Linked DNA regions of Homo sapiens: regions 2 and 3 are each linked to region 1. A link is a loop called in an ENCODE intact Hi-C map of the cell type or tissue named here. Cell type or tissue: endothelial cell of umbilical vein. All regions are shown on one strand. Each heading gives the region's core, and the rest is flanking DNA. Links, peaks and the distances in the headings are about the cores only.

The links. Hi-C counts contacts between places; a loop is a spot of excess contacts. Peaks named below come from ENCODE experiments on the same cell type or tissue, not always from the same donor. Only the 100,000 strongest peaks of a DNase experiment are listed, where the experiment ranks them.
Region 2: it touches region 1 in a loop (5-fold over the local background); 15 of 110 quality-filtered maps call a loop at or near these places.
Region 3: a loop joins it to region 1, with 2.8 times the contacts of the local background. A loop is called at or near these places in 45 of 110 quality-filtered maps.

What each region holds. Positions count from the first base shown.
Region 1 is chr17:27,231,482-27,242,188 of GRCh38, reverse strand. LOC124903956 (a long non-coding RNA gene) reads left to right here and starts at 480. Exons shown (of 2, transcript XR_007065676.1): 1 at 480-576; 2 at 3,766-4,330. It overlaps LOC105371704 (a long non-coding RNA gene), which reads left to right and starts at 10,391. Exons shown (of 3, transcript XR_934632.2): 1 at 10,391-10,471. RefSeq lists an enhancer at 3,319-3,418. In endothelial cell of umbilical vein, for the core only: a CTCF peak has its summit at 5,291 (motif pointing left); a DNase peak (open chromatin) is centred at 5,298.
Region 2 is chr17:27,376,379-27,387,085 of GRCh38, reverse strand. No RefSeq gene overlaps it. Among named protein-coding and RNA genes, the nearest start is that of LINC03146, 49 kb to the right of the region's middle. In endothelial cell of umbilical vein, for the core only: a CTCF peak has its summit at 5,915 (motif pointing right); DNase peaks (open chromatin) are centred at 2,655, 3,985, 5,915 and 6,715; H3K27ac peaks cover 4,831 bases.
Region 3 is chr17:27,440,914-27,451,620 of GRCh38, reverse strand. No RefSeq gene overlaps it. Among named protein-coding and RNA genes, the nearest start is that of KSR1, 10 kb to the left of the region's middle. In endothelial cell of umbilical vein, for the core only: no CTCF peak of the experiment used is centred there; a DNase peak (open chromatin) is centred at 4,710; H3K27ac peaks cover 2,069 bases.

The DNA of each region.
Region 1 (10,707 bases), core at 1,441-9,440:
AACTCCTGGGCCTAAGTGACCCAGCCACCTTGGCCCCTGAAAGTGCTGGGATTACAGGCGTGAGCCACTGTGCCCGGCTGAGCTTGGTTTTTACTGAGCTATTTTATAAATCATCTGGCGCGCTTCAGAAGTCGATTTCAGGGCATCCCCAGACCGACCCAATCAGAACTTCCAGGTGATGTCTTTAATCTGACGACTTTGGGAAATGTGGCTTTAGTCTAGACAAAGAGTTCTCTAATGTAGTTGTTGGCTAAAGTGTTATGCAGGGGCCCCAACCACACTGCAGAACCACGGTCAGTCCAGCAAGTGAGGGAACTGCCTGACAAAGGGGATGGTCCCTGAGTCAGTCTAACCTGTCAGTTTGGTGGGGCTAGGAATGAAGGCGGACCAGTTCTTCCTGTGAGGTGCAAACAAAAACTGGAAAAACAGCAAGACAGACTTATCCAAGTTCTTTCTGGGCGTGGCTGAGGCTGCACCGTCTCAGTCTTTGGCCATTCCTGAAGCCCTCTCAGCAGGGTCCTCTGTCCTTGCCAAGAAGCTAGAAAGAATTAGAAGACAGATGAGTCAGAATGGAAGGTAATGAGGTTTCTGGGCTTCCAGGGGTGCTCACCCAACCCTCAGGGCTTCCCCTACTGCTCTTCCCCTTTCTCACCCCCACCCAGGATTTCTTTCCCCCTGTAAATGAGAACTGCCCCCACTCCCCACCCTCCACTCTGCAGTCAGTGGGAGGATGCATGCAAGAAGCTGTTGGAGCTTGAGGGAAGGGAGGAGTGAGGGAGATGCCCCTGATGCTGGTGTCTTCATTCTCTGAGCTGGATAGGGACTAACCGTGGGGCAGCCTGCTACCAGCAACACTGGTTTTTCTTTTCTTTTTTTTCCTTTTTTTCTGAGACGGGGTCTCGTTGCCCAGGCTGGAGTGCAGTGGTGCGATCTTGGCTCACTGCAACCTCTGCCTCCCAGGTTCAAGCAATTCTCCTGCCTCAGCCCCCCTTAGTAGCTGGGATTACAGGCACACACCACCACGCCCAGCTAATTTTTTTTTGTATTTATAGTTAGAGATGGAGCTTCACCATGTTGGCCAGGCTGGTCTCTGACTCCTGACCTCAGGTGTTCCACCCATCTCGTCCTCCAAAAGTGTTGGGATTACAGGTGTGAGCCACCACTCCTGGCCCAACAGCACTGATTTTGCAGGGCAAAGCATTATTTGTCTTGAGTCAGTCCTATGGCCTACATAAAATGTGGTCCCCTCTGGATTCGCGGCTGACCCTGGCACTTGTAGCTGGAGAAGGCATGCAAACATTGATGATGCACAGTGCTGGCTCTCAGATGGTAACATCGGTCGCCTCCCCATCCCACTTCATTTACTCAACAAACATTGATTTGAGCCCCTGCCATTCTGGGCCTGGGGCCCAGAGGAAGAAAGGCACGACCCCAGACCGTGAGTGTTCTCTGAGAAGCAGACAGAGGCAACGCTGCTGTGAGAAGCAGAGAGAGGGCTGAGACCATCCTGAGGACAGCAAAGAGGGCACTAACCTGGAAGACGGGCGGCAAAGATGTCTGAACTGAGTCTTGAAAAGCCAGCCAAGCTGCTCACCCCAAAAGAAAGTTTATTCTGGCTGAACCAACCAGCCAGAGGGAAGAGACTTCAGGGATTTCAGTGCTAAAATGGAAGTGTTTACAGTCTCCCTTCCCCAGAGACCCTCACGCTTGCACCCCACCCCAATCCCTGGACTCCCACAGTACCTCCCAAGGGAGAATAAGCAGAAAAGACCCCAAGGGGAGGTATTGCTGGAAGCCTGGCAGAGGGAAAAAGCTGCTCAGTCTTCTGATGAAGGGGGGAGTGGGGACGGGAGCTGAGCTCATTCCTGGCTGTTGAACTGTGCTCTGCCAGAGCTGGGCCCTGTTAACCCTACAGTGAGTTAACCCTACAGTGAGTCCTGAGGGCTTGGAGGGAGCTTTCCCTCAAATCTCGGCATCCAGACTGCTTCTGCTCTGCCCACCAGCCCCGCTAATCCTGGCGGCCACTCATTCATTCACTGGTTTGTTGAATTAATAGTGAGGGAGCACCTTCTCCTAGATCCTAAAGATACAGCCATGCACAAAACAAAGACCCCACAGGTCTTTATTCTAGTGGGGGAAGCAGACAGAGAATGATCAAACGAGGAAGGGAGGAAGACAAACAAGAAAGGGAAAGGGCGAAGAGGTGGACCCGTTCATATGGGAGGGAGAGGCTCAGTAATAGCGGGCATGGGGCAGAAGTCTGAAGGAAGGGCAGGGGGCGGGAGGGAGGGGAGAGGAATCCCAGAGGGAGAAAGCAGCACCTGCAAAGGTCCTGAGGCAGGCCTGTCCGCAGAGCCCTGAGGGTGGGCCGAGCAGGAACTCACTGTGCATGGAGACACGCAGAAGGGTTTAAGAGTGCCAGCTCTGAGCTCATGCATGCCTAGCGGCCTGCATTTAGGCAGAATTGCTTCATCTCCCTAAGGCTCAGTGTCCCTGTCTGTAAAATGGGAAGAATGGTGTTACTGCACCATGGCTTTCTATATACTTTTTCTAAATAAATGGCAGTTATTATCAGGATAATTATAAATGCAATGGATACATGTTCAATAGTTAGTATTAGCACTTTCCCAAAGGGGATTTCCAACAAGGTAAGACACTAGATTTTTTTTTTTGGTTTTATAAAAATATCTTAAATTACACTGATAGTAACACATGTTGAGAGTGAGGTATGTGGGCATCAAGTATCAGCAATCACAAATCACACTCACGCCTTCCCCCACTCCTCACAGGTGGGGCTTGCCCCCATTACTCCAGAGCTGCCTTACAGGCACCAAAAGCAAGGCCTGGAGGAGCCAGGAGCTTGGCTGGATCTGAGCAAGACAGTGTCAGAGCCAGAATTAGGCTGCAGTCATCTTTAGAAGGAAGCAGAAAGTTTCTCTTTGAATTGACACTTCCTCCCATTTTCTTTCCATTTGAGTAAGCACAAACCTTAAGAGTTTAAGCCTTTTTCAGAAAGTTTGGAGCTATGGTCGGTGTAAGGAGACAGCCATCTCCCTTTTAATCTTTGGTTTTGAACGTGAGTGATTGGGAGGTCCCTCGACGACTGGCCTGGGTCTTCAGAAAGGTCTCAAGGATGTGAGCAGGCTGTAGCAATCCTGCTCTGGCCCCCACCCTGCTGGACAGCCCATGGTGGGTGATGGGTGCCACAGCTGATCTGGAATGTTCTGTTCATTTGCCCCCCTGCCAACCCTTCTCCAACCTTCGAGGGAGCCATCCCACCTGGCCCATGCCTCCTGCCACCCAGCTCACACCCCTCATCATCAGAGCGCAGCACGACCCAGCTCTCTCTCCTGCAGGAAGCACATAGCCCTCCCTGCCCTGCTTGGCCCACTGTTCCCAGCTTTCTCAGAGCCCAGTCCATCCTACCGTGGGTTAGCGATGGTGGGAGAGATCAGTGCAGACCTGTCCTAGAGGCGCCTGCCAGAGCAGGGGAAGAAGTAATGACAATGAGTAAACCACGTGCTAATTTTCTTTTTTTCTTTTCTTTTCTTTCTTTCTTTCTTTCTTTCTTTCTTTCTTTCTTTCTTTCTTTCTTTTTTAAGGCAGTTTCACTCTATTGCTCAGGCTGGAGTGCAGTGGTGCGATCTCAGCTCACTGCAACCTCGACCTCCCTGGGCTCCCAAAATCCTCCCATCTCAGCCTCCCAAGTAGCTGGGACTACAGGTGTGTGCCACCACACTGAGCTAATTTTTTTATTGTTTGTAGAGACGGGGTTTTGCCATGTTTCCCAGGCTGGTCTTGAACTCCTGGGCTCAAGTGATCCACCAGCCTCAGCCTCCCAAAGTGCTGAAATTACAGGCATGAGCCACCCTCACCTGGCCTGAGTGCTGAAAAACAGAAAAGCCTCAGAGGCCAAAGATGAAGCACTGGATGGAAGTTGACCTCCAAGCAGGGAGCAGGCAACTCAGCACCAGCCTAGGCTCCACGTGGGGCTGAGAGAGGGGGAAGGCCACCGACAGTCCCTGCTCCATGGGGAAGGCAGCCTCTGACTCTGGCTGACGGGCCGGCAGTCGGATAAGGATTGGCTGGCAGGAATGGGCATCCAGCTGCCTCTGCTGCTGCTGTGAGCTGGGAATGATGGTGCCAGTCAAGTCTGCATGGCCAGGTGGCCGGGCCGGGGTCTCTCAGCTCCAGTGGCTGAAACACACTACAGAATCATCAAACCTAGTCTGAGATAGTCATGAAAGAGATTTAGAAAAAGACATAGTGATTTTGTTCCCCATTTGCTTTTTCTAAAAACACTCCTCTCTAATAAAATGTATGACAGCAATAGCTCTCACTTATTGCTCATTTAATGTGTGGCGAGTGTTTTCCTAAACTCTTTATATATGTGTATTAGCTCATTTAATCCCCACACAAATCTTATGAGGTTTTACCACTGTCTTCACTATATAGATAAGGAAATGGGGGAGTTTATCTCCAGGAAAGTTAAGAAACTTTACCAAATAACTTGACCAAGGTTTAAATGGGGGTCTTACCCAGAGTCAACTTTAACTTCCAGACTGTCTCTACTACATTTTCTTTAAACAGCTCTTTGTGACGGGCTTGACCTTGCTGCAGGGTCTTCCTGTGATTCCCAATTCTTTGGATTCAACCCACATTTAAATCAGTCCTCCTGTTTCTGCCTAAATAAACCAATGCTTATAATATTTAAATATTTATTAAGAGTCTCTATCTCTGCAATGGTATATTTCCAAGATAATTTTTCTGATGAAACCCAGAAGAGAGAGAAAAAGAGAAATATTGATTGAAACCCATATTATGACGATAATTTTGCTGGATAAATATGTTTCTTTTCTTTTTTTTGAGACAGAGTCTCACTCTGTCACGCAGGCTGGTGCAGTGGTGTGATCATGAATTTTTTCAAAATATTAGATCACTAGCTAGAGCTTAGAAATCCTTTGTCATAAAGAGAAAGTTTTGACGAAATGGAATTTGCCATAGCATCCATACTTGCTTACATTTACCAAAGGTTAAACTGTTCCCACGTATCACCTTCTGTTGGGCAATTTACCTTTGCTCACTAGGCATTGGCCAGGGGAGAAATGGTTTACATTTGAGAAAGAGGCCTAAAGCACACAATGCATCCCTACTTTAATTTTTCAAGAAAAATGCCTGCCCAACCTTAAAAAAATCAGGTAAGTAACACAGAGAGTAGGGACTATCATAAAACTATTTACAAAGCTAACTGGGATTAAAGTAGCCCTCAGAGCTTTTAGTGACATCTCCTGACCTCTGCTGGACACATTTGGGATTGCATAGCTCCCAGGTCCTTGAAAGTAACCAGCAAAATAAGAATCTTAAAGTTTACAGAATGCCTCATCTAAATCTCTCATTTCAGAGATGAAGAAAATAAGATTCAATGGGCTTATGTGACCTACCCAAGAGTACACAGTTACTTATGAAGTGGCATATTCAGGACCAGTACCTAGAAATGATTTATTGCCCAGTAAACCACATATGCAAATGTTGATTAACTTCATTGGAATGAATAAATACTCTTTGGATTATCTTTAGAGTACCATCATTTTTAGAAATAAGAACAGCTGACAAGGACAAAGTGGTAACCAAGAGTCAAAATTAGAATTATTTGAGCAAGGTCATAGTTACCTTTATATCCCGTATCCCATATCCCCTAATCCCATAACTCCGTCATTATCTTCAGTGACTGATGATGTCTGTAGAGTAACAAAGAAGAGAGTCGGAGAATTCATTTTCACAAAACCCTTTTTTTTAGTTGTAAATATTTATTCCTGATTGTAGTTTGTTAAAATGAGCTTGCCTTCCTAGAGGAAACTTCAACTGGCCATAGGAAATAAGACTCCCCAGGGTTAAGAGGACTGTTCCTTTCAAGAACTAACTCTACCAGTGTTCCTGCAGAGACACATGGAACCCAAGGGAGGCACCCAGAGGTCTCTGATGCTTCTTCAGCTGGGAGTTTTGGGTCTCCCTATTGAGGCTGTATCTAGAAGAGAAAGCTGAAAGACCACTGAACTATGTAGTCAAATTATTCTACACTTTAATATCTCCAAATGCATAGTGTTAACGAAAGGAGTAGAGTATTATATTTGAAAGAACATAAGCTTTGCAGCCATGCAGTTAGTGGCTGCTTACTATCTATGTGAGCTTAGGTAAATGACTTAATCTCTCTGAGCTTCAGTGTCCTCACCAATAAAACAGGAATCATAAATGATACTTTTCCAGAAAGTTGTTTGAGAATACATGAGATTGTGTGTGTGAAAATCCTAAGCAAAGTACCTGGTGCTACAGGCCAAAGGGAGGGATAATGTTTGATTTCTTCATGGAATTAAATATACACCAGATTTTTTTTCTTTTTTTGGATACTGGGTCTCATTCTATTGCCCAAGCTGGAGTGCAGTGGTGCAATAACAGCTTACTCCAGCCTCGAAGTGATCCTCCCACCTCAGCCTCCTGGGTAGCTGGAACTATATATAGGCACATGCCACCATGTCTAGCTAATTTTTTTCTTTTAATTTCTTGTAGAGACAGAATATTGCTATGTTGCTCAAGCTGATCTTGAACTCCTGATCTCAAGTGATCCTCCTGCTGCCTCCTGCCTCAGCCTCCCAAAGCACTGGGATTATAAGTGTGTGAGCCACCGCACCAGGCCTATGGCAGATTTTTTTTTTTTTAATTTCAGACAGGGTTTTACTCTGTTGCCCAGGCTGGAGTGCAGTGGAGTGATCTTGGCTCACTGTGGCCTCAACCTCCCAGACTCAAGCAGTCCTCCCACCTCAGCCTCCCAAGTAGCTGGGACCACAGGCACCGCCACACCTGGCTATTTTTTTGTATTTTTTGTAGAGATGGGTTTCACCATGTTGCCCAGGTTGGTCTCAAACTCCTGGGCTCAAGCGATCCACCCACCTCAGCTTTCCAAAGTGCTGGGATTACAGATGTGAGCCATTGTGCCTAGTCTAAAGTGTCTCTTTAAGGCACTTGTGAATAGAGTCTTGTCCATTTTAGATTATTTTATTGGGTCTTTGAGATATAGAATTGAGTATTTCTCCATGATAAATGCATAAGTCAGCACTTTTTTTGTGAGAAAAAGTGTGTCTGGGCCAGGCACAGTGGCTCATGCCTGTAATCCCAGCACTTTGGGAGGCTGAGGCGGGTGGATCCCTTGAGCCCAGGAGTTTGAGACCAGCCTGGGCAACATGGCAAAACCCCACCTCTACTAAAAATACAAAAATTAGCCAGTCTCATACACAGCCTCAAAATTAATTAATTAATTAAAAAATAAAAAATTTTAAAAAGAGACACTTTAAATGGTTTAAAACATCCCCACTCAAGATTTTGTTGTTGTTGTTTGCTTTTTGTAGTTTTGCTGTGCCTTCCCCATGATAAAAAGTGCTCTTAAAACTTGGCAGCTGTCTGGGTGCAGTGGCTCATGCCTGTAATCCCAGCATTTTGGTAAGCTGGGGTGGGCAGATCACCTGAGGTCAGGACTTTGAGACCAGCCTGGCCAACATGGTGAAACTCTGTCTCTACTAAAAATACAAAAATTAGCCGGGCGTGGTGGTGAGTGCCTGTAATCCCAGCTACTCGGGAGGCTGAGGCAGAAGAGTCACTTGAACCTCGGAGGTGGAGATTGCAGTGAGCCGAGATCGCACCACTGCACTCCAGCCTAGGCAACAGAGCGAGACTCTGTCTCAAAGAAAAGAAAAGAAAAGAAAAAAAAACTTGGCAGCTAAATTGGTTGTGTGTGTGTGTGTGTTTAAACATATCACAGACATTTGCTAAGCACATTTCCTTCAAGAAGAGAAGAAACAAGTTTTTGTCAATAAGAAACTGTGGATATGACGCCTCCCTGAGTTAATTAAATCAACCCAGACTATTTTTCATTGCCATGAGGGAGAGAGAGTACACCCCTGTCCCTTTATGGTATTAGAGATTGTCTAGTCCAGCGTGCTCTATGGAACCCTGCAGGAGTCACAGCAGGGCACTACTGAGAAAGTGCCAAGAGGACAGGACTCTCTTTAACCAGAGCAGCACTGCGTCGACCAGTTTTATGATTTATCTGCTCCTATAAGGAAAATTTGTTTGCATGAAATTTCCTGTGGCTGAAACATATTTGCAGAACACAGATCTAGGCTCATTCCCTAATTTTACATATGAGGAAGCTGAGGCTTGGGGAAGTGAAATGACATCACTAAGTTAAAGCAGAGCTGGAGACAGTACTCAACGGTCTGTATCAGTCGGGGGACTTGGTTGCTGGTTAGATGCCAATTCTGGATAATCAAAGCAAAGACTCACAGGGGCTTGCAAAATTGACAGGAGCCTGATAGGCTTGGAAATGGCCAGAACCACGAGCACACTGGAAGGCCAAGAAGCTGGACAGAGTTCACAGAAAGTCCATAAATAGTCTCATAACCAGAGGAGCCTGTAGAAATGTTGATGCCTCTCCTGCCTCTTCTGCAATGCATGGCACCAACCTTCTCCTCTGATATGGTTCGACTGTGTCCCCACCCAAATTTCATCTAGAATCTCCACAGGGACCCCGTGGGAGGTACTTGAATCATGGGGGTGGTTACCTCCATGTTGTTCTTGTGATAGTGAGTGAGTTCTCACGGGATTTGATGGTTTTATAAGGGGCTTCCCCCGTCTTTGCTCTGAGCTTCTTGCTGCCGCCATGTGAAGAACGACATGTTTGCTTCCCCTTCTGCCATGATTGTAAATTTCCTGAGGCCCCCCAGCCCTGCAGAACTGAGTCAATTAAACCTGTTTCCCTTACAAATTGCTCAGTCTCAGGTATTTCCTCATAGCAGCATGAGAACGGAGTAATACACCCTCTTATTCTCATGTCACTTGATTTAAAGTCCCAGGAGAGAGTCCATGATTGGCTGGGTTGAAGTCACATGCTCACACTCGGGCTGGATGGGAGCCAGGAGAAACAGGTCTGGCCCCTTGAGCATCCCTAGTGGGAGCACTGCCCACAATTAGCCATCCACATTGGGGAAGGGTAATGCCCCAAAGGGAATTTTGGCTATTGAGAAGGGGAAATGGATGTGGGCAGCCCAAAGGGCAACTAAAGGGAGCCTGATGGCGCATAGCAGATCCCGATAACATGGACACTTTGTCTCAAGCAGAAAGAGCTACAGCAGGGAGAAAAGGATCTTTGCTGATGTTGAACATCAACAGGGTAAGCCTCTTTTCTTCAGTTACATTATTGCTACAGTTGTGAGAACCCTGGCATTAGTCTCTATACACTCCACCAGCTCATCACTAACTGAAAACTAGTTATTCAATAATCCTATACCCATTGCTGAGCAGCCACTCTTTTAGAATATTACTTTTTTAAACATAGGTGTAGGCCCAAAGTCAGGATAAATAATAGGTTGAGCCTTTAGGGATGTCAGAGTTCTCTGGAGAAACAGAACCAATGGGATGTATATGCACAGGGAGAGGGATTTACTTTTTAAAATTGGCTCATGCCATTGTGAAGGCTGGCAAAGTCCAAAATCTGCAGGGTCAGCAGGCAGGCTGGAGACCCACGGAAGAGGTGCAGCTGAGCCCAAAGGCAGTCCACTCACAGGATTCCCTCTTCTTCTGGGCAGGTAATCATTTTCCTATTAAGGCCTTCAACTGGTTGGTTGAGGCCCACCTACGTTGTGGAAGGTCATCTGCTTTACTCAAAGTCTATTGATTTAAATGCTAATCTCATCGAAAAAATACCTTCACAGAAACATCTAAAATAATGTTTGATCAAATATCTGGGTATCGTGGCCTAGCCAAATTAACACATAAAATTACCCATCACAGACGGGTCTCAGAAAAGGAACTGGGAAGGTTTGAATGACTTTACAGCCAACTGTAGCCACAGCGTGACCTTGGGCAGTCATTTTCCTCTCTGAGCCTCATTATCTGTAAGATGAGGGGCCTGAATTGGGTGATCTGTAAGGGTTTGGGCATAAAATGGCAAGGTGAGCGTGAACATCTAGTTTATCTCCCCTCCCGGATTCTCATGGGGGAATTTCCAACGGAGTTTGGGATGGCAGGGACTTGGATCAGACACGGAAAGGAGGCAGAGGATGCTCGTTAAGGTGTTTCCTACCCAGCACCCATTTCCTTCTGCCCTACAGTATCCCAGCTTTCATTCAGATTCCTGCCTTCCCTCACGTAACCCATGTGCTTCAAGACTGACCTCATTGCCAGCACCAGGGATTGGTCCAATTGGCCTAAGCGGATTTCTATCCCTAACCATTGATTGTTTCAGGAATCCAGGCCTGAGCGGATTCACGCATGACGTCTCCCTGGACACAGGGATGGGTTCACAAAGGGGTTGGAGTCACTGAGATGTGAGGAGAAGTCTGCTGGCAGCTTCTGGGACATTACACCCTGGTGCTGAAGAGATCGCTGCCGGAAGAGGCTGTCTTCCTGGGCATGTTGTCAGGTGAGGCCTAGAATTGTGGCAGCCACCTTGCTGCCAGCACAGGGGAAAGATGAGCCTGGGGAGTCCCAAGAACCAGAGCGGGAGCCCTGATTGCCCCACATCCCATCCCCCACCCCCACCAGCGACCCACATTTTAAGCAATGGGAGCCAATAAATCCTCTATATTTCTGTTACCGTAGCAAACGGAAACCTAACAGAGACACTGTAAAGGCTACTATTCCAATTTTTCTGGAATT
Region 2 (10,707 bases), core at 1,127-9,126, 150 kb before region 1:
CCCTGTCTCAAAAATAAAATAAAATAAAATAAAAAGTGTGCATGTTACACAACTAATAACAGGTTCAACCCAGGCTGGCTAACTGCAGAGTCGTGCTCTAAACCCTGAGCTGGAGCGCAAGGAACCCTCAGTACAGTGGCCATGCCTCCTTGTTCCTGTTGCCCGGGCTGACTGCCCCAGTTGGCTGTAGTCAGAATCTGCTCCCAATCAGCCAACCTGTGCAAGAGCAGGGCTGGCCTACCTGGAGTGGTGATGTGGCCGACAGAGGATGCCCTCAGTGGGTGAGTGACAGTGGCCCACACCCTGCATCTCTTCTGAGTCTCCTCCCTACAACCCCTCTGCTTTGGCAGCACTAAGAGCTTTCAACCTCTTCTTCATCACTTGCTTCCTGTGGACAGGGACAGGCCAGATCACATGCCATCTGGTATCCAGGCTGCGAGAGCCAGAGAAGGCCTCCTCCATCCTCACCAGGCTGGAGGGTACAAACAAAAACCTCCCTTCCACTCAGGGCCACTCTGGGGCTATGCTTTCTGTGGTGGCCAAGCCTGAGTCTAACTATTACCGAGACCAATTATTAATAGCAAATATTTAGTGGGACTTCCCTGAGTGACAGGCATTGTGCTTAGTGGGCTCCACACAGCATGTCTGTTAGCCCTTACCACGGTGCGCCCACCACAGCACGTCCGCATTTGCAGACAAAACACTGAGACTTGATGCGCTGAGCGAGTCACCCAAGATCACCTGGTTAGCACCCAGCAAGAGCAGGCCCATCTCTTGACTGTTGGGCAGTTCCCTGGACTCCCCCCAAGGGGAGCTTCCTGGCCCTGAATCCCCAGGGGCTTAGGTAAGGATGGGAGGGGCTCTTCCCTCTGATGGGGGCACATCAAGACAGATAGAGCCCAGGAGAGAATCTCAGGGCTCTTCCCACCCACAGGAATGGGAAGGACACTATCTCTGTGCCTGGCAAGATGGTAGGCACTTAATATATCTAACCCCATCATTCAATAGTAGCAATAACCCTGCTGGAAGGAATATAGACTTTGCTCGGGGTCCTGAGCAAATTGACCCAACATCCTCTGGCTGGGTGGTGCTAACATGGCTGAAAGCCAGAGGCACAGCAACCGATGGAGTCAGAGTCAGGTGCAGCTCCAAGCACTGTTCTGTTTACCTATCCAGCATCCCTTTTCCCTTTCTCCTTCAACAGACCCCATCCTCTCAGCCACAGGGAGGTCATGTGACCCAAGTTGAGTCAATCAAAGGGCCTCATTTTCTAGCTTCAGTGTCACCAAGGGAGGGGCACATGACCCAAGCTGGGCCAATCAGAGTTCTTCTCCATGAGTTTTCAAATTGAAGCAGGGGGAGACACTCTTTTTCCTCTTTGGCTATAAAGCTCTGAGGAAGTAAGCCCAGAGCTCCTGGAGACATATTTTCTTCCAGTGAAGAAGCCAGTCCCAAGGAATGAAGGTGTATCACCTGGAAACTGAATTGAGCCATGAGTAACAGAAGCCTGACCACAGTGGCTTTTCGCATGAAGAGAACTTCAGAAACAGGCAGTTGCTCGTGTTGGTTCAGTGTCAGGGCTAAGTTCTTTGGGATTCTCTTAGCCCAAGATGATTATCTTAGCCTCAAAATGGCTGCCCCAGCACCAGTCCTCAAGCCTACCTTCCAGGCAGAAAGATGAGGGAAGAGGCAGGGGTCAGCCCTTTAAAGAGCATCCTAGAAGCCCCACTCAAAGATTTCCATTTCTAGCTCATTGGCCATTCCCATGTGCAGGGAAATCTGTGAAACACACCTCACCATCCCTTAACAATAGAGGGGTTCTGTTGTTAAGGAGGAAGGGGAGAGTGCTTGCTGGGTGGTGTTTAAATCTTGCCTATTCTGCATAGTTCTGTGGGCCAACAAATGCATCTTTTTTCAAGCTGGCTTGAATTGGGTTTCTGTCACCTGCCACCAGGGAACCCCTGATCAGCAGCAGATAACCTATGTCAGAGACCCCCCTGCCTCCTCTGGCTTTCAGCTCAGGATTTCTCTCACAAAACCCCTTGCTGCTTCAAGCAGAAACTTTTGGCATCAATTTCACCCTTACTCATGATTGGATTCACAGCAGTCTCTAATTTCCCAGTCGACTCATTTCCCACCCTGGTAGAAGGTCCAAATTGGGCCTTGTTCCCAGCAAGAGTGAGGCTGGGGGAACTGCACAATGTCACAGGCAGGCTCATTAGAGAAGAGCCCAGGAAACAGAGTGCAGACCTGGAGGGCCAGCTCACCCAATCCCCCATTTGGGAGATACGTAAAAACTGAGACCTGGAGAAGGGACTTCAATTTGCCCAGGGCCACAAAACTGTCTCCACACCCTCATATTGATCCTCGGTGGAAGCCCCAGGAGGCTTGGATAGGGAGGTCCAAGGTGCCTGTCCAGCCTTGCGGCCCCAGGGGATACCTACTCATCCAGCAGGAACTCTGAGAGTCCTCCTGCTGGAAGGACTTAGAGAAAAAGGGAGAGAGAATGAAATGACTCTCCCGTGACTAGCTGGCAGTTGCCATTGATAGCTCGCCTGGGGATTGGCAGGACCCAGTGCTGGGCCTCCTGCCCAGCTCCCTGAAGGGTAGGAAATGAGTTGGCATGCAAATCGGGAGTCCACTGTTATCCCAGGCATGAGTAAGGGCAAAACAGCTGCCAAAACAAGGTTGCTTCTGCTCAAAGTAGCAAGGAGGTTTGTGAGGGAAGCCTGCACTGAGACCAGAGCCGGGACTCCTTACTTACCTCACTGCTGTCTGGCTCTGCGACCTTCAACAACCCGCTTAACCTCCTGGGGCTTGGAAATTCCACACATCACCTCGGACAGCTGCGTTTCTTTGCTTGTTCATTCATTCAGCCAATGAACATTCCTTAGCATCTGCTTCCTTAGGAAGGGACATATGGTGGGAAGAGTTAAGGCTTTGCAGTCATAGACCTGAATTCAAAGTTAAATGATTTTGGGCAAGTCATTTAACCTCTGTGTGCCTCAGTTTCCTCATCTGCAAAATGGGGTAAGAATACTTCCTTCACATGGTGGATTTAAGAATCAAGTTAAACTAGACAACATAAGGGTCTCTAATAAGTGCCAAACACAGCAGTTGTCAGTAGTCTGATGGTGATGATGATGACGGTGATGATGGTAATAATGATCTGTAAAGCCCAAGCCAGTGCCTAAAGCATAAAAGATGTTCAAGAAGTTGTAGTTACTGACTGGGCATGGCAGCTCACACCTGTAATCACAGCACTTTGGGAGGCCAAGGCAGGTGAATCACTTGAGGCCAGGAGTTTGAGACCAGCCTGGCCAAAATGGAGAAACCCCATCTCTACTGAAAATAAAAAAAATTAGCTGGGCGCAGTGGTGCATACCTATAATTTCAGCTGCTCCGGAGTCTGAGGCAGGAGAATCGCTTGAACCCAGAAGGTGGAGGTTGCAGTGAGCCAAGATTGTGGCACTGCATTCCGGTCTGGGCAACAAAGTAAGACCCTGTCTTTATTAAAAAAAAAAAAAAAAAAAAAAGGCCGGGTGCAGTGGCTCACCCCTGTAATCCCAGCACTTTGGGAGGCCAAGGCGGGCCAATCACCTGAGGTTGGGAGTTTGAGACCAGTCTGACCAACATGGAGAAACCCTGTCTCTACTAAAAATACAAAATTAGCTGGGCGTGGTGGTGCACGCCTGCAATCCCAGCTACTAGGGAGGCTGAGGCAGGAGAATTGCTTAGACCTGGGAGGTGGAGGTTGCGGTGAGCCGAGATCGCACCATTGCACTCCAGCCTGGGCAACAAGAGCAAAAGTCCATCTCAAAAAAAAAAAAAAAAAGAAAGAAAAAAAAAAGAAGTTGTAGCTACGGTTACTGTGTTACTGTTGATGTCAGCAATCATAACACAACAAAGTGCTTAACACGCTTCCTGATGTAGCAGATGCTCAAGATGTGGTGGCTATTGATGCCTTTATTTCAGTGATGGCATCATGACCTGCCCAGTGCCCAACACGGAGTTGATGCTCAATGCATGTGAGTTTCCTTCCCTTCAGCAGAGGTCTCAGAGCACCCTAACCTTTGCAAAGGATCCATTGACATCTAGAATGGAGTTAGGTACCCTTGGGTACCCACAGCAGGGTGCGTGTGAATCCCAGGGTCCCATGGAGGCTTCCCCTGCAGGGTAGTTCACAACCCAGCTCTCTCTCACAGCTGTTGCTGGAGGAGACAGATCTTTCCAGCAAACCATAAGCCTGGTACCAGACCAGCCACTATCCCCCCACCCCCAATCCATGTTTCCCAGCCCAGGACCAAGCTGGATTCTGCTCTCCCTGCCCAACTTTTATATTCCCAGCTACTTATAACACTGGCTGAAAGCAGCCTGTGTCTGAGGCTAAATGGGTGGTGAGAAATCTGGCCTCCCAATCACATGCGAAGCCCCTGGCACCCATCAGAGCATCTCATCTTCCAAAGCATCCCTCTAGCTTTTTTTCTCTGTGCCTGGCTCTCTCTCAAGCATCGGTAGCTCATTTCTGGTCTGGAGCTCGGGCCATGTGGTTCAGGGAGAGGTCATTTCATCTATCCAGATAGCTCTGTTTTGCAGTCACCTAGACCATAGAGTCCTAGCCTGTTGGTGGCCCCAATGTGCTGTGCTTCTCTTTCAAACCCTCACTAGTACTAAGGGGCAAGGTGGCCCTGACTGTCTGCAGGGAAGTGGAGGAGAAGATGAGGAGGAATGTCCAATAGCATGGAGACAGGGAGGAGGAGGGCACGGTGCTGTCTGTAGAGTGCAGAGAGTGGGACGGGAGAACCAGAAGCCACTGCAATGTGGTGAGGGGCAGGAGCTGATGCTGGAATCCCACATCTGCCACTTCCTAGCTGTGTGCCCTTGGGCAAGTTACTTAACCTCTCTGAGTTTCCATTTATTCCTCTGTAAAAGACAGAAAATAAGTCCCACTGTAGAGTCATTGTCAGGACTGAGAAACCGTTTGAGGAGCTCCAGCAGCACAGTGCCTGGCATGCAATTGCTGCGTCTGCTGTCTTCCTTTTACCTCCCCTAAACTCGGATCCCTGGACCGCAGAAGGCTAAAAGATCCAAATCCACTGCTCCCTTGCTTTCCCCAGGATTTGCCATTCAGAAAAGAGATCAACTTGAGGAAGACAGCCTTAGCTTCAAGTTCAGCTGACTGGCAGTTGAGTCTCACCTAAACTGCCTGATTTTTAAAATTTGTCTATTTTTTGAGATAGGATCTTGCTTGGTTGCCCAAGCTGGTGTGCAGCGGTGCAATCTCGGCTAACTGCAGCCTCCAACTCCCAGGCTCCAGCAATCCTCCCATCTCAGCTTCCCGAGTAACTGGAACTACAGGTGCTGGCCACCACGCCTGGCTAATATTTTTATTTTCATTTTTGTAGGACAGGTTCTCCCCATGTTGCCCAGGCTGGTTGAACTACTGGGCTCTAGCAATCCTCCTGCCTGGGCCTCCCAAAGTGCTGGGACCATAGGCGCAGGCCACCACGCCTGGCTCTAAATTGCCTGATTTAGAGCTGGTCTCTGTCCAGGACAGCGGCAGTCCCAGCTTGAGCATGCATGGCGCAGAACCTTTGGCTCATCAGAAGGGGGGACGGGGGAGAGGCTGGCTAGAGGATCACAGGAGAGAATGTGTCTGAGGCCCAGGCCTGATGCAGGGACCTCCTGCCGGCTGGTGAGATACGGCCTCCAAGGCGCTTTGTGGCAACACCAGGGCATGGCCTAGGTGAAGGCCAACAGGCCCTCCCCACAGGGCTGGAACAGGAAGGGAGAGAAGTGGTGACCCAAGAGGCCCCCAAGAGGCTCAACCGGGGCGGGGGAGGGCCAGAAATCACCGAGGGGCGTGGTGAGCAGAGCAGGAGCCGCTGCCGCCACCAGGGGGCGAGGGCCTAGGGAATCCTGCTCGCTGCCCTCACAGCGTCCCCTTGCGGCTGGGCGGCTGCCAGTGCTGCTGGCCACCGCCGAGGGCTAGAAGTCCCCGTTCCCATGACACTCAGAAGATGAAGGGACTGTGCGGGTGCGTGTGTGTGCATGTAAATCGGGGAGAGGAACTGGATTTAATATTTACTCCCAATCCGCAGGTTTGATGTTCCCGGCTCTCCTTAGGGACCCCCACTGGCCTCGAGCTCTTCGCAGGAAGGGTGGTATCTAGCTTGTTCACTGTGGTCCCCCAGGGTTCAGCACGCAGCCTCGAATGCTCAGGAATGAATGGATGAATGGCTGAATAAATGATGAAAGAGGACAGCTTTCAGGGACAGCCTGCCAGGTGTGGGCAGAGAAACGAACCTGAGAAGTCCGCCATCCCCCTGGCTCCCCACGTCAGGGCAAGCAACAGCTTATGATGCTACAGGCTGCTCCGTGCAGGGTGAGGAGCATCCCCGCTCTGCTACCTACAAGCTGGGTGACCTCGGGCTCTTCATTTACCCTCTCTGAGCCTTGTGACACCATCTAAAAACAGAGACCATAAGACTGTCTAGAAGGAGGTTGTTTTTCTGTTTTTTTAATTAAACATGTGAGGCGGGTGAAAGGGCATCATGTGGTCACTGCTCACTACACGGACATTTCCTTGGCCAGGCGGGGTTGGGTGGGCAGAGGGTCCCCTCCCCCAGCACCCTGACCGGCGTCCTCTTTCTGTCGCAGCGCCCTGCCAGCTCTCCAAGCCCGTCGTGCTGTGCTGTCCGCTGCCTGCTGGCCCACGGCCAGACCAAAACCAGAGACGCCGGCTCCGGCCAGCAGCAGCCACTCCCCTCTTCCTCCTTTGCATTCCCCACGCCGCCCCCTGCTCCCAGCCTCTACTCCTTTCTTTCTTTCTTCAGTGGCTTCTCCGCCTCTCTTTGTGTTCCTTCTAGAAATCGTTCCAGCCTGCTGGAGAAAAATAAAACAGAAATCTCCTCCTCATCCACCTTCTGTGATGGCAGTACTCACAGCTCCTCCTCTTGGGCCCCCTGGCCTCTGAGAGCCACCCACACCCACCCTGCGCCCAGGCCCTGCACCCGAAGCTCCCCCGGTGAGGAACATGGGCATTCAACAGAAGAAAAATACCATTGATTTTGGAAGCAGAGCTCAGGGGAGCTGGGCTGCACTCCCAGCTCTGCACAGATCTCAGATGGGAGCTGAATCTCTCTGGGCTTGGGTTTCTTTCCCCGAAAAACATGGACCACTCTAGGCTCCTGTGCTACTCCATTTGACATGACAGCAGCCCCAGCTTAATAAGGCTGGCATCCCAAGAGGACCAGCCTCTCAAACAGTGTCCTGGGCTCAGGCCCCTGATGTACCCTCCTCTTGGAAAAATATCTGATGGAGCATCCCACTGTGAGTACTCCCCTACCTCAGAGTAGGAAAAACCCCTGAGGTCTCATTTATTGACTGCTTACTGGAGGTCAGTCACCGTTCTTTGAGCTTCATGTGAAATATCTCATTTAATCTTCACCACCATTTTTTGAGGTCAATACTATTGTTTCCCCCATTTTACAGATAAGGAAACTGGAACGACCTGTCCAAGATCACATATATATCAGAGGCAGGATTTGAACACAGGTATTTTTAACTTCAAAGCCGAGGCACTTTAATCATCATCCTTTCACAGGAGAGACAATGCACAAAAGGCAATAAATAAAACTTCTTCCTAAATCTGGATGGATTTTATGCAAAGAGAAAAGTCAGAGTAAGTAGTTCTGGGACTTTTGACAAATAAGAGATGGAAGACAGATCCACATAATAAAAAGTATGTGGGGTTGGGGGCGGAGGAGACTGGTGTTGCTTAGTCCTGGGTTGGAATACCCGTTCAATTTGCTAGCTGAGTGGCCACAGGTCAGTGACGTTACCTTTCTATGACTTGGGTTGGGGGATTTCTCTTCCACGAGAACTAAGATCCTACTGAATTGACCATCCCACAGATAGAAAGTGTTGACAAAATACAAAAACAAAACAAAACGAAAAAGCAAAACAAACCCAAAACCAACGCGAGGCACTGAAGAGTGAATAAAAGCAAGTAGGCCCTGGCTGGGAGTCAACACTTGGAAGAAGGGCATGACATATGGTGAGTTATCTGTTTTTCTGGCTTTGATCTTGAAGGTGCGCTGCAGTCAGCAGAGCACACTTGGGGAACCTGCGGTCTTTCTGGCCTAAAGAATCAGAGTACAAAGTTTAGAGCAACCACAGCCACTGGAAAGTGAAGTGGGGAGTGCCATAAAGGAAAGGCTCGGAAAGGGGGTGGCTCCAGATCCCATCTGTAAACTCTGCCCAAATCTCTCACTGCTCCCTGAACCACACATGCATGAAAAATACTTTAGCAGAGGAAAATAACTGAACTGAGGTTTGAGCTGCCACCGAAGAGCAGAGTTTGAAGTTAATTGCCTAATAAAAAGAAAGAAATCAACATGTTTCGGAGGACTAACAGAAACCAGAGCCTCTACAGCGTAACATGAACAATGTCCAGGATAGAATCCTGTTCCTGTATAAATATGTTCTCAAAACACAACAGAACTAAACTAGAAATCAGTAACAGCAAGATAGCTGGAAAATCCCAAAATGTTTGGAGATTAAACAACACACTTCTAAGTAACACACAGGTCAAAGAAGAAGTCTCAGGAGAAATTTTTAAATATTTTTAATATATGAAAATGAGGCTGGGCATGGTGCCTCACGCCTATAATCCCAGCAATTTGGGAGGCTGAGGAAGGTGAAGTGCTTGAGCCCAAGAGTTCGAGACCAGCCTGGGCAACAAAGTGAGACCTATCTCTACGAAAAAAATAGAAAAAATTAGCCAAGTATGGTGGTGAAAGCCTATAGTCCCAGCTACTCGGGAGGCTGAGCTGGGAGGATCACTTGAGCCCGGGAGTTTGAGGTTACTACAGTGAGCCATGATCGTGCCGATGTACTCCAGCCTGTGTGACAGAGCATGACACTGTTTCAAAAAAAAAGAAAATGAAAATGAAAATACAAATCTTCAAAATTTGTTGAATGCCGTGAAAGCAATGCTTAGAGGGAAATTTATATCATTAAATGCATATATTTTAAAAAAGAAAGATCTAAAATTAATAACCTAAGTTTTCCCCTTAAAAAACTAGAGAAAAGGGGCAATTTAATCTCAGAGCAAGCAGAGGAAAAGGAATAATAAAAATTAGAGCAGAAACCAACAAAACTGTAAACAGGAAATAAATAGAGAAAATAAAATCTAAATCTTGTTCTTTTAAAAGATCAATAAAAATGATGAACCAACATCCAGGCTAACTAAGAAAGACAGAAGACACAAATTACGAATACAGTAGTCCCCTCTTAATGGCAAGGGATATGTTCCAAAACCCCTGAAGTGTACCTAAAATAGGCGGTAGTATCAAACCCTGCATATACTATGTCTTTCCTGTATGTACCTACTTATGACAAAGTTTCATTTATAAATTAGGCACAGTAAGAATAATATAATAATAATAATAATAAAATAGAACTAATAATAAAATAGGACAATTATAACAATATACTGGAATAAAAAGTATGTGAATATGTTCTCTCTTTCTCTTTTCCTCTCAAAATATCTTATTGTACTGTGCCCATCCTTTTTCTTCTTGTGATGATGTAACATGATAAAATGCTTATACAACAAGATGAAGTGAAGTGAATGATGTAGGCATTGTAACTGCCCAGTGAGCTCACCTTACCTGCTGCCTACAGAGAGCCAATTTATCCAGACAGAGGAATTGCAATAGAGAAAGAGTAATTCACACAGCCGGCTGTGCTGGAAACTGGAGTTTTATTATTACTCTAATCAGTCTTCCTGAGCATTCAGGGATCAGAGTTTTTAAGGATAATTTGGTGGGTGGAGAACCAGTAAGTTGGGAGTGCTGATTGGTTGGGTCAGAGATGAAATCATAGGGCCAGGCAGTGGTGGTTCATGCCTATAGTCCCAGCACTTTGGAAGGCTGAGGCAGACTGATTGATTGAGCTCAGAAGTTTGAGACCAGCTTAGGCAACATGGCAAAACCCCATCTCTACAAAAAATGCAAAAATTAGCTAGGCATGTTGGCTCACACCTGTAGTCCCAGCTACTCCAGAGGCTAAGGCAGGAGGATGCCTTTAGCCTGGGAGGTAGAGGTAGCAGTAAGCCGAGATCGTGTCACTGCACTCCAGCCTGGGTGACAGAGTGAGACCCTGTCTCAAAAAAACAAAAAAACAAACAAAACAGGGCCAAAGCTGTCCTCTTAACGCTGAGTCAGTTCCTGGGTTGGGGCCATAAGATCAGATGACTCAGTTTATGAATCTGGGTGGTGCCAGCTGACCTGCAAAATATCACAAGCACTGATCTCAGGTTTTACAATGGTGATAATTTCCCCAGTAGTTCTTTGGGGATGGTCAGAATCTTGTAGCTTCCAGCTGCATGACTCCTAAACCATAATTTCTAATCTTTCGGCTAATTTATTAGTCCTACAAAGGCAGTCTAGTCCCCAGCCAAGAAGAGGCTTTGTTTTGGGAAAAGGCTGTTATTGTCTTTGTTTTAAACTGTAAACTAAGTTCCTCCCAAAGTTATTAATAAAGTTATTAATAGTTTGTCCTATGGTCAGGAATGAACAAGGATAGCTTGGAGGTTAAAAGTAAGATGGAATTGGTTAGGTCAGATCTCTTTCTTTTTTTTTGAGATGGAGTTTCACTTTGTCGCCCAGGCTGGAGTGCAGTGGCAGGATCTCAGCTCAC
Region 3 (10,707 bases), core at 905-8,904, 210 kb before region 1:
GTGAGAGTGGAGGAGAGGGAGGAAATAGAGGGGATAGAGGACATGTTTTGGAGACAGAGTCAACAGGACAAGCAGATGGATTTAATGTCGAAGGAGGAAAAGAAGAATTCCGGCCATCCTGACCGTGTAGCCTCCACTCCTCCAAAGACGCCAAAGGGCACTTTGGGAAGAGCCCTATCCTGCAGCCAGGTGTAACCACACCCTCAGGTGCCAAACCCACTCTCCCCTACCCACCCCTGCCCCGCCACTCCTAGCATCATCTCAGGACTCAGTAGGTTTCTGTTAGAGCCTGAAGCTCTAGAGTTTATGGTTCGTGGATTTCACCTTCAGTTAAATCAGTCAAGAAATGCACGGAGCCACCCTGGAGATATACATTCTTTTTATTGTTATGATGTACACCTGTGCACATTCATTCATTCATTCAACAAATATCTACTGAACCCCCAATATGTGCTCAGCACTGTGCCCAACTCTAGGGATACGGCAGTAAACAGTAGATTGTGTTCTAGTTTATAGAAGAACTTTCCATCTATTTCAGCTCACAGTAAACTGTGTTGTCTTCCTAAGGCTAGAAAGGGTGCTTAAGGTGGGTGCTTTCTCCCAGCTAGAAAACACCATGGGTTCCTTGTTGGCCTCAGAGTGAAGTATGAATTCTTGAACCAGGGCTACAAGGTCCTGTGTTCCCGGGCCCTGCTGATGTCTCCAAGCTTATCTGCTACCCAAGGCTGTTTTGAGTGAATGTCCCGGTTTGAAGAATCGATGAAAATAAAAAGCCTCTCTCTAGAAAAAAAAAAAAAGACACCCACAACTGAGATCAAATGTCTGGGGGTTTGTGGACCATCTCCTTGAGGCTGTTCATGAACCCCAGGCCTATAGACAATCTTGTCTCTGCCTTTAACTCAACAATCTTGGTCACACCATGGAGTTTCATGTCATGATGTCTTTGCTCAGGCTATCACTTCTGCCTGCAGTCCTTCCTCTCCAGCTCCATATGTAAATTTCTACTAATCCTGGAAGTCTAACTCACATGCACCCCACCTCTTCTCCCATAACAGGAGTAATCTCTCTAACTTCCATGTTCCCTTAAAACTTTGCACAACGACTTATGTTTTATTATTTCCCTACCTGATTCTTTCCCTATCTGGATAGTGAGTCTCCTTGGACTCAGATAGACCCAATATGACCTTGGCAAATTTTTCAGCTCTCTGAGTTTTATTTCCTCATTTGTAAAAATGAGCGTAATAATCCTCCCCCCATTACTTGAGCCCAGGAGTTCGAGACAACGCTGGACAACATGGTGAGACCCTGTCTCTACAAAATAAAAATGAAAATAAATAAAAAATAATCCCTCCCCTCAGGGTGGCTGAGAGAGGTAAAGAAAATAAAGCAAATAGGACTGGCATGCAGTAGTGCTTAACACATGTTTGAATAAACAAATGAGGGAGGGAATGCAGTTTACAGGAGAAGAAACCAGGCCTTCTGTCTAGAGATCTGACTCCCGTGTGCCCGTCCTAGAAGACACATTACTACCACCTGTGCAGTGCAGTCAGAACCAGGCTGTGGATCAGGCTGTAAGGAGAAACAAAGTTGAAAAATGGCCTGATTTGGCCTAAAACTGAAGCCACCCAAGTTGTTGTGGGCTTTTTCAGGCAACCTGGCAAGAGACAGAACTGCTCTGGGAGACGTAGGGAGAAACGTCCTGGGAAGGCCAGGAGGGGATGTGGGTGCCCTCTTTTCATTCAGTTACTTTCTGAGCCATTTCTCCTCCTCTGCTTTCAAAACCCTTGCCCAGCTGATACCATCAGGGTACACCCTGTGCTCCCTCACTTGCTGTTTCTTGCAGTCTTCTCCCAATCACTTCAACTCAGTTATCACAGGCTCTAGCTCCCCCTCCATGCCATGCTTCATCAGAGCCTCCAATCCTCTTTCAGTATCACCTTTTTCACTGTCACCCACTCATGTGCTTGCTTCCCTTCTAACCCCGAGTAGATCCCACGCTCCACCATGACTGTCACTCCCCGGCTGAAACCCTCAATAAACCTGCCCCTCTCTGTCCATCACGTAAACCTGGCTAAGTCCCAACTCTTCCAAAACCTAACCCTCACCTTCTTCAGGCCGGTGCCAGAGCAGCTGCAGGTGCTGGAGAAAAGCGCACAGCACTGTTGACGGGTTGCTCTTTAAATTCATGATCCAGCCAGGTGCACGGCTCACGCCTGTAATTCCAGCACTTTGGGAGGCCAAGGAGGGCGGATCACCTGAGGTCAGGAGTTCAAGACCAGCCTGACCAACATGGAGAAACCCCGTTTCTACTAAAAATACAAAAATTAGCTGGGCATGGTAGCAGACGTCTGTAATCCCAGCTACTGAGGAGGCTGAGACAGGGGAATCTCTTAAACCCGGGAGGCAGAGGCTGCAGTGAGCTGAGATTGTGCCACTGCTCTCCAGCCTGGGCAACAAGAGCGAGACTCTGTCTCAAAAAATAATAATAACAAAATAAAAATAAATAAGTAAATTTGTGACCACAAACCTCAAATTGGCATTCCTCATACCTGGCAATCCCACCAACCTTTCCTAGAAAGTTTTCCAGTTCCCTGAGATGGCTGTTTCATACTGTCTTCTATCTGCACAAACTCCCCTGCACTCCTCAGCTGATGGGCATGGCTCGCCCTCCTTTGAGAAACTCAAAGCCCTCAGGCCAGATCTATCAACCCTCCTGCCCCTGCGCCCAGGCTTCCTGCCTTTCCTCCTGCAACCGCCGAAGAGGCATCCTGCTGGAGTCTAAGGCAATGTCTATCTGCTGGGACTGTGGATCCCAGGCCCTCGAGCAGGCTCAAGGCCTTTGATCCAGTGAGTATCCTGCTTTTCTCTGCATCATCATTTTCTCCCTTTCTGCTCTGTTATTCTTTTTTTTTTTTTTTGAGACAGAGTCTTGCTGTGTCACCCAGGCTGGAGTGCAGTGGTGCTATCTTGGCTCACTGCAACCTCCGCCTCCCAGACTCAAGCAATTCTCCTGCCTCAGCCTCTCGAGTAGCTAGGATTACAAGCATGTTGCCATCATGCCTGGCTAATTGTATTTTTAGTAGAGATGGGGTTTCACCATGTTGGCCAGGCTGGTCTCAAACTTCCGGCCTCAAGCGACCTGCCCACCTCAGCCTCCCAAAATGCTGGGATTACAGGCATAAACCACTGCACCCAGCCATCTGCCCTGTTATTCTGATTTGCACACAAACATATTCTAGTATCTCCCTTAAGGGAGGGAGGGAAGGAAGGAAGGGAGGGAGGGAGGGAGGGACCACTCTATCAGTTAGGGTCCTGGCAGAAATCAGGATTCTCTCAGTTGGTTCAACTGATTCAAAGAGGCTACTAACAAAGTTAAGGGAACAAACAAGGATGTTGCAGCACCCAGAGACAAATGAAGGTTTGTAGGGTGACAACTCCTGGCCCAGAAAGGACCAAGGGAAGAAATAGCATTCCAGGAGCCATTGAGAAAAGGGCAGCCTGGAAGGAACTGCAGGCATGGAGGGGGACACAGCTCCTGCCCGAGACAGGGCACTGAAGCAGAGAGGGATGGGCAGAACACCTGCTCTCTCTTTCCTCCAGCCTTCAGTTCTCCTGCCTTTGCTTCCCCTTGGCTGAACCCATATGGAAGTGTTCTAACCAGAAGAGCCCCAGTAATGCAGTGCAAAAGGGTCTCTCTCCCCCGGGGCCCAGAGTGGGACCCAAATGGACAGTGAATGGACCTTGGATGGGATAATGGCCAGCACACCTTCCCTCATCCCCAAATCCCCTTCCAGCTTCTGCCCTTTCTCTGCTTACGTTTATAGCAAGACGTCTTGGAAGAGTTGTCTGTGCTTGGCCGGGCACAGTGGCTCACATCTGTAATCCCAACACTTTGGGAGACCAAGGCAGGAGGATCTCTTGAGCCCAGGAGTTCAAGATCAGCCTGGGCAACATGGCAAAACCCCATCTCTACAAAAAAATACAAAAATTAGCCAGGCATGGTGGCATGTGCCTGTGGTCCCAGCTACTTGGGAGACTGAGGCAGGAGACCACTTGAGCCTGGTAAGTTGAGGCTGCAATGAGCCACGTTCATGCCACTGCACTCCAGCCCAGGTGACAGAGTGAGACCCTGTCTCAAAACAAACAAAAAAAACCAACACAAAAAAAGAAGTTCCACTGTTTTACTTTTGCAAGACTGAATTTCCTCATAGGCACCTAAATATTCTACTGGGTCTTTTAAAGGAAACTTCCTTTCCTATTAAATTTATAGTCACATATATTACACATATATGTGAAATATGAACAGAGGATCTGGCAACCTGGATTTGGGAGTTGATGAGGTCTCGTATTATTGACATATAATTCCATAAAGTGAAGACTCAGAATGAGGTCATCTCTTTGCCCCCTCTGGTTCCAGCCTCCATGAGGCAGCAGCATGAAGAATGGTTTAAAGGCCAGGGCTGCAGAAGCGGAAATTGTTTAAATTTCATTTCTAACCCTCCTTTGCAATGTGACCTTAACCAAGTCACTTTATCTCTCTGAGCCTCAGGGTTCTTATCTGAAAATTGCCTGAGTAGGGTTGTCACAGAGATTAAGTGAGCAATACACAGAAAGCCCCCAGCCTCTGAGCCCTGCATGAGTAAGCACACTGGAACAGTGCCAATCATTTCCATAGCTAGGATATTATTTTCCAGAAGCTTCCCAATGATCACAGGCTACAGAAAGAGGTGATGCACACAGATTGGGGCAGTGAGTTGAGGGCTGGCAGCTGTTTCTGGCAGGTTGTTTGGAAGGGGATGAGGAGTGACTAGAAATGAAGGATGACGTAATGTCCTTTCCAGGGTCAAAGCATTGAAGGGATTATGGCATCTATTCCCACAAATATGAGTCAAAATAAAAATAACACTAAAAACCACAAAACACGAAATCTAAATGTATGGTGAAATGAAAACAGTCTCTTTCTAGATGTTCCGATTGCACCATTCCAGATAAATTCATTGAAGCCGAATTCATGTTTTCAATGCCCTTGCTCTGTTGCCTGCCTGCAGGAAATGCAGCAAGTGTTTGAGTCCAGGAACAAAAATTCCTGGGATCTGAATGCCATGAGATACTTTCACATCTGTGATATAAGTCATGATGATGATCATTCATTGATTGAGTTGATTTTCTGTTGTACCATTGTTTTTTAAACTCTTTGAAGTCCTTTCACCTATATCAGCTTGCTTGAATGCCACAGTGGTAGTCAAAAGGTAATCAGTATTAGCTCAGTGGGTTTTATTCATAGAATAACCAGAAACATAGCCTAGACCTCTTTGACATCAGTTGAGCCATCTGAGCCGATTATGATTCCTGCCAGGACCCTAACTGATAGAGAGGTCCGCTCCCTCCCTCCTCCCTCCCTCTCTCTCCCCGCCTCTTTCTTTCTTTCCTTCCTTCCTTCCTTCCCTCCTTCCTTCCTTCCTCCCATCCTTCCTCCCTTCCTCTGTCTTGCCTTCCTTCTTTCTTTCTTGAAGGGAGATACTAGAACATGTTTGTGTGCAAATGAGAATAAAAGGGATAAAATGGTAGTGCAGAGAAAAGCAGGATACTCGCTGAAATGGAGGCCTCGAATCTGCTCGAGTCGTGGGATCCAGAGTCCGAGCAGAAGGTGCTCCAATCACAAGCCAATTGACCTTGAAATCGCTCTTTGCCTGGAGACCACCACCACTTTCACTCCTACATAGCGATATACCACTCAGGACTCAGAAGTCACCTCTTCTTGGAAACCCTCCCTCACCTCCAGGCTGGCCCAGCTCATTTCTTCCAAGCCACCAAAGTCTCCCATGCTTGTCCTCAGTGTCAGGGGACACTCCTGCCTCAAAACTCTCTGCTTTCTTACTCTTGCACTGGCCTGTGAGCTCTTTGCAGAAAGGGCCCCACTCACATATCACAGTGCTCCAAAAAGCTTGCGGTTCATCATTGAATTGAGTGGGTCAATTTAACACAGAGATCTTTCACAAGCTGGATTTAATATCCTGGGAGGACCCATTTTATGGTAAGTAGAGGCAACACTAATCTCGTCCCCGGTAGGAGACAAAGATCCCTCTGCCGCCATCACGCACCCATGAACACAACACATATTATGATAACCATGGTGCCTGAAATTCCACCATTCAAGAATCGTTTCTTGTCTTCTGACATTCTTGTTCCCCTGGACAGGTGGGACTGGAGTGATGTGGGTGGGTGGTTAAGTGCCTAGGCGGGGAGGGGTAAACTAAAGACACTAGGGCTTATGATGATTGCCCTTCCTGCAGCTATGCTCCCCATTTCATGGAGATTGAAATGCCTCATCTGTTCCCTGTGCCCTGGGCATCTGAGAGGAATGCTTAGTTGCTCAGTATCTAGGTTCCTTATGCCAAAGTTTTGGTGACACCGTTCTTATTATTTTTTTCTTTAAAATTGTTGCCCAGGCACAGTGGCTCATGCCTGTAATCCCAGCACTTTGGGATGCCTAGGTGGGAGGATCACTTGAGCCCAGGAGTTCGAGACCCTTGGGCAACATGGTGAAACCCCATCTCTACTAAAAATACAAAAAATTAGCCGGGCGTGGTGGTGCATGCTTATGGTCCCCATTACTCAGGAGGCTGAGGTGGCAGGATGCCTTGAGCTGGGAGGTGGAGGTTGCAGTGAGCCAAGATCATGCCACTGCACTCTAGCCTGGGCAACAAGAGTGAAACTCCGTCTCAAAAAAGAAAAAAAAAGTTGTATTGGCCAGCCTCAGTGTTGCAAACCTGTAATGCCAGCACTTTGGGAGGCCAAGGCGGCAAATCACTTGAGCTCGGGAGTTGAAGACCAGCCTGAGTACCATGATGAAACCCCATCTCTACCAAAAATATAAAAAATTAGCCAGGCGTGGTGGTGCCCGCCTGTGGTCCCAGCTACTCAGGAGGCTGAGGCAGGAGGTGGAGGTTGCAGTGAGCAGAGATCGCACCACTGTGCTACAGCCTGAGCAACACAGTGAGACCCAATCTGAAAAATAAAAAATAATTAATAAATAAGACAGAGGTTGTCTAAAACTTTTGTTAAGTTCTATTGTTCAATCCTTGCTTCATGAACATTAAATTAAATTAAGAAATAAAGTCATATTGTACTTTTTCTGCCTTTGAATGTCATAGACAGTCAATGCCAGTGAGAGGCTGGGTGTGATGTGACTCAACAGGACATCCCAAGCCGCAGTTCCTGAAGGGATAGCAATGGTGCCATGAGGGAGGGGTTGTGGTGTCTACGTTTCTGTCAGTGGGGGAAATCTGCTCTCAGCCCCCACACCAGTGGGGAAGCTTCCCTCTCTACCAAAGGGAGTGGAATAAAAGAACATGCTGGGCCTGGTGGCTCATGCCTACACTTTGGAAGGCCGAGGAGGGTGGATCAATTGAGATCAGGAGTTCGAGACCAGCCTGAACAACATGGTGAAACTCCATCTCTACTAAAAATACAAAATTAGCTGAGCGTGGGGGTGCACAACTGTAATCCTAGCTACTCCAGAGGGTGAGGCAGGAGAATCGCCTGAACGCAGGAGGCAGAGGTTGCAGTGAGCCGAGATCATGCCATTGCACTCCACCCTGGGCGACAAGAGTGAAACTGTCTCAAAAAAAACAAAAACAAAAAAACAAAAACAAACAAACAAACAAACAAACAAAAATGCATATCCCAGAATGGCAGTCCCAGGAGAATTCCCAAGGAGAAGGCAAAAAAACTGAGCAGGAAACAGGGAGGGCCAGAAAGCTGCAGGGCAACCTCCCCAGAGAGAGGGTCCCGCTCCTCTCCCATTCCTTCCCCACCCATCTGGGCAGACCTTATCCCATCTCAGCATGGAGCTCCAACAGCCCCGAGCACCCCTGCTCACCGTGACCCACTCTTCACACTGCACCCAGAGCGCTCTCTCTACCCACGAGTGTCTAGTGCCTCCCTCTTCAACCTTCCAGACTCTGTCCTCCCCCATCGTTGTGGATGGAAACAAGACAGGGCCAGACAGGGCCAGCTGCATGGGCCTATGACCTGTGCAGTCACAGAGGGCCCTGGTGCTAAGGGCCCCACACTTGGTTTAATGCTCTGCTATAACTGCCTTTACATTCCTCATGACACATGACCAAGAGATCCACATTTGCTTTTTCAGTGGGGTCTGCAAATTATGTAGCTAGACCTGGTACACAGCCTCACCCACTGGGGATTAATATTTAAGTCCAGGCTTCGAGGCTCAGGAGTATGAAGTCACATTTCTGTTTAATAGAAGAATTACCAGACTCGAAATTCTCACCTCCTTAACCACAGTCTTCAGCCAGGCCCTATCCCTGAGGGTCTCTGGGCCTTCAGGGCCTCCCTTTTGGAAGCCAAGTCTGTTGCACAAACCTGCTGGCTTGGTGATGTGTCTTGGCCAGCCTGATGGTGCCAGGCTGTGGGCAGTAGTCTTCCCCCTGAGCAGCTGGCATCCTACAGTGCCCAGGCCACCTGGCTGAGGTGGGCTCCAAGTTTCTCTGTAGATGCTCTCACCTGATAACTAAGGCCAGCAGGCAAGGTCTGACAATTCTTTAGAAGGTTTAGAGAAGATTCTCATTTTTAGCTAACACGCACTGAGCAGCTCCTACGTGCAAGGCACTGCTCTAAGCACTTTTAGTGCACATTCCAGGAACCTCACCATCATGCTATGAGGGAAGTACTATTAATGACTACTGCCTAGTTATTACAAGGAAACTAACGTTCAGGAAGATTAACTACACCTCACTGGCCACTCCTCGTCTTCCTGCTGGGTTTACCTCATTGTCTAACCTCTAAGTGCAGATGCCCCGGGCAGGCCTCAATTCTCTCCTCCTTTCAGTCCACCCTCTCACCCCTGTTGGCCTTCTGCCACCTCACCCATCCACCTAATCTATCAAATGACTCTGAACTCCAGATTCCACCTGCCTTTCAGCATCTCCACAGGGATTTCTAACAGACAAGCTCAAACTCCGTGCATCCACAACAGAGCTCCTGATCCCCCATCCCCAACTTCCTGGCTTCTGTAGCCTTCCCCCATCTTAGACACTTGCTTGACCAAAACCACTGGAATCATTCTTAATTCTTCACTACCCGAAATCTAATTCATTAGCAAATCCTGTCAGCAAGACTTTAAAAATATGTGCACACACAAAAAAATTATATGCAGATGCTCCTCTACTTATGATGGGGTTACATCCCAACAAACCCATCGTACGCTGAAAATAATCAGGTTAAAAATACATTTAGTGCACAACCTATGAAACATCATAGCTTAGCCTAGCCTACTTTAAATGTGCTCAGAACACATACATTAGCCTACAGTTGGGCCACATCATCTAACACATACTTGTCTTATAATAAAGTGGTGAATATCTCACGTAATTTATAGAATATTGTACTGAAAGTGAAAAACAGAATGTTTTATTCTTTTTTTGTTTTTGTTTTTGTTTTTGTTTTGAGACGAAGTCTCGCTCTGTTGCCCATGCTGGAGTGCAGCGGCATAATCTCAGCTCACAGCAACCTCCCAACCTCTGCCTCCCGGGTTCAAGCGATTCTCCTGCCTCAGCCTCCTGAGTAGCTGGGACTGCAGGTGCCACTATGCCCAGCTAATTTTTTATATTTTTAGTAGAGACAGTGTTTCACTGTGCTAGCCAGGATTTGTTGTTGTTGTTGTTGTTGTTGTTGTTGTTGTGTGTGTGGTGTTTTTTTTTTTTAAGACAGAGTTTCGCTCTTGTTGCCCAGGCTGGAGTGCAATGGCATGATCTCGGCTCACCACAACCTCCGTCTCCCAGGTTCAAGTGATTATCCCGTCTCAGCCTCCTGAGTAGCTAGGATTACAGGAATGCACTACCATGCCCAGCTTATTTTGTATTTTTAGTAGAGATGGGGTTCCTCCATGTTGGTCAGGCTGGTCTTGAACTCCTGACCTCAGGTGATCTGCCTGCTTCCGGCCTCCCAAAGTGCTGGGATTACAGGTTTGAGCCACCTCACCTGGGCAACAGAATGGTTTTATGGTTACTTGGTATGATTTCTACTGCATGTATATGTCTTTCATACCATGGTAAAGTCAAAAAATTGTTAGGCTGAACCACTGCAAATCAGGAAGTGTCTGTATGTATAGATCTATAGATAGATAGAACACAATAAAATTGATAAATTAGACTTCTTCAAAGTTCAAAATGTTTGCACTTCCAAAGACACTATTAAGAAAGTGAAAATAGGCCAACTGTGGTGGCTCACGCCTGTAATCCCAACACTCTGGGAGGCTGAGGCGGTTGGATCACCTGAGGTCAGGAGTTCAGAACTGACATGGCCAACATGGTGAAACCCAGTCTCTACTAAAAATACAAAAATTAGCCGGGCGTGGTGGCAGGTGCCTGTGATCCCAGCTACTTGGGAGGCTGAGGCAGGAGAATTGCTTGAACCCAGGAGGCAGAGGCTGCAGTGAGCTGAGATCATGCCACTGCACCCCACCCTGGGCAACCGAGTGAGACACTGTCTCAAAAAAAAAAAAAAAAGGAAAGAAAAGAAAGAAAGTGAAAATAGGGCTGGGCGTGGTAGCTCACGCCTGTAATCCCAGCACTTTGGGAGGCCAAGGTGGGCAGATCACCTGAGGTTGGGAGTTCAAGACCAGCCTGAACAACATAGAGAAACCCCATCTCTACTAAAAATACAAAATTAGCCAGGAGTGGTGGC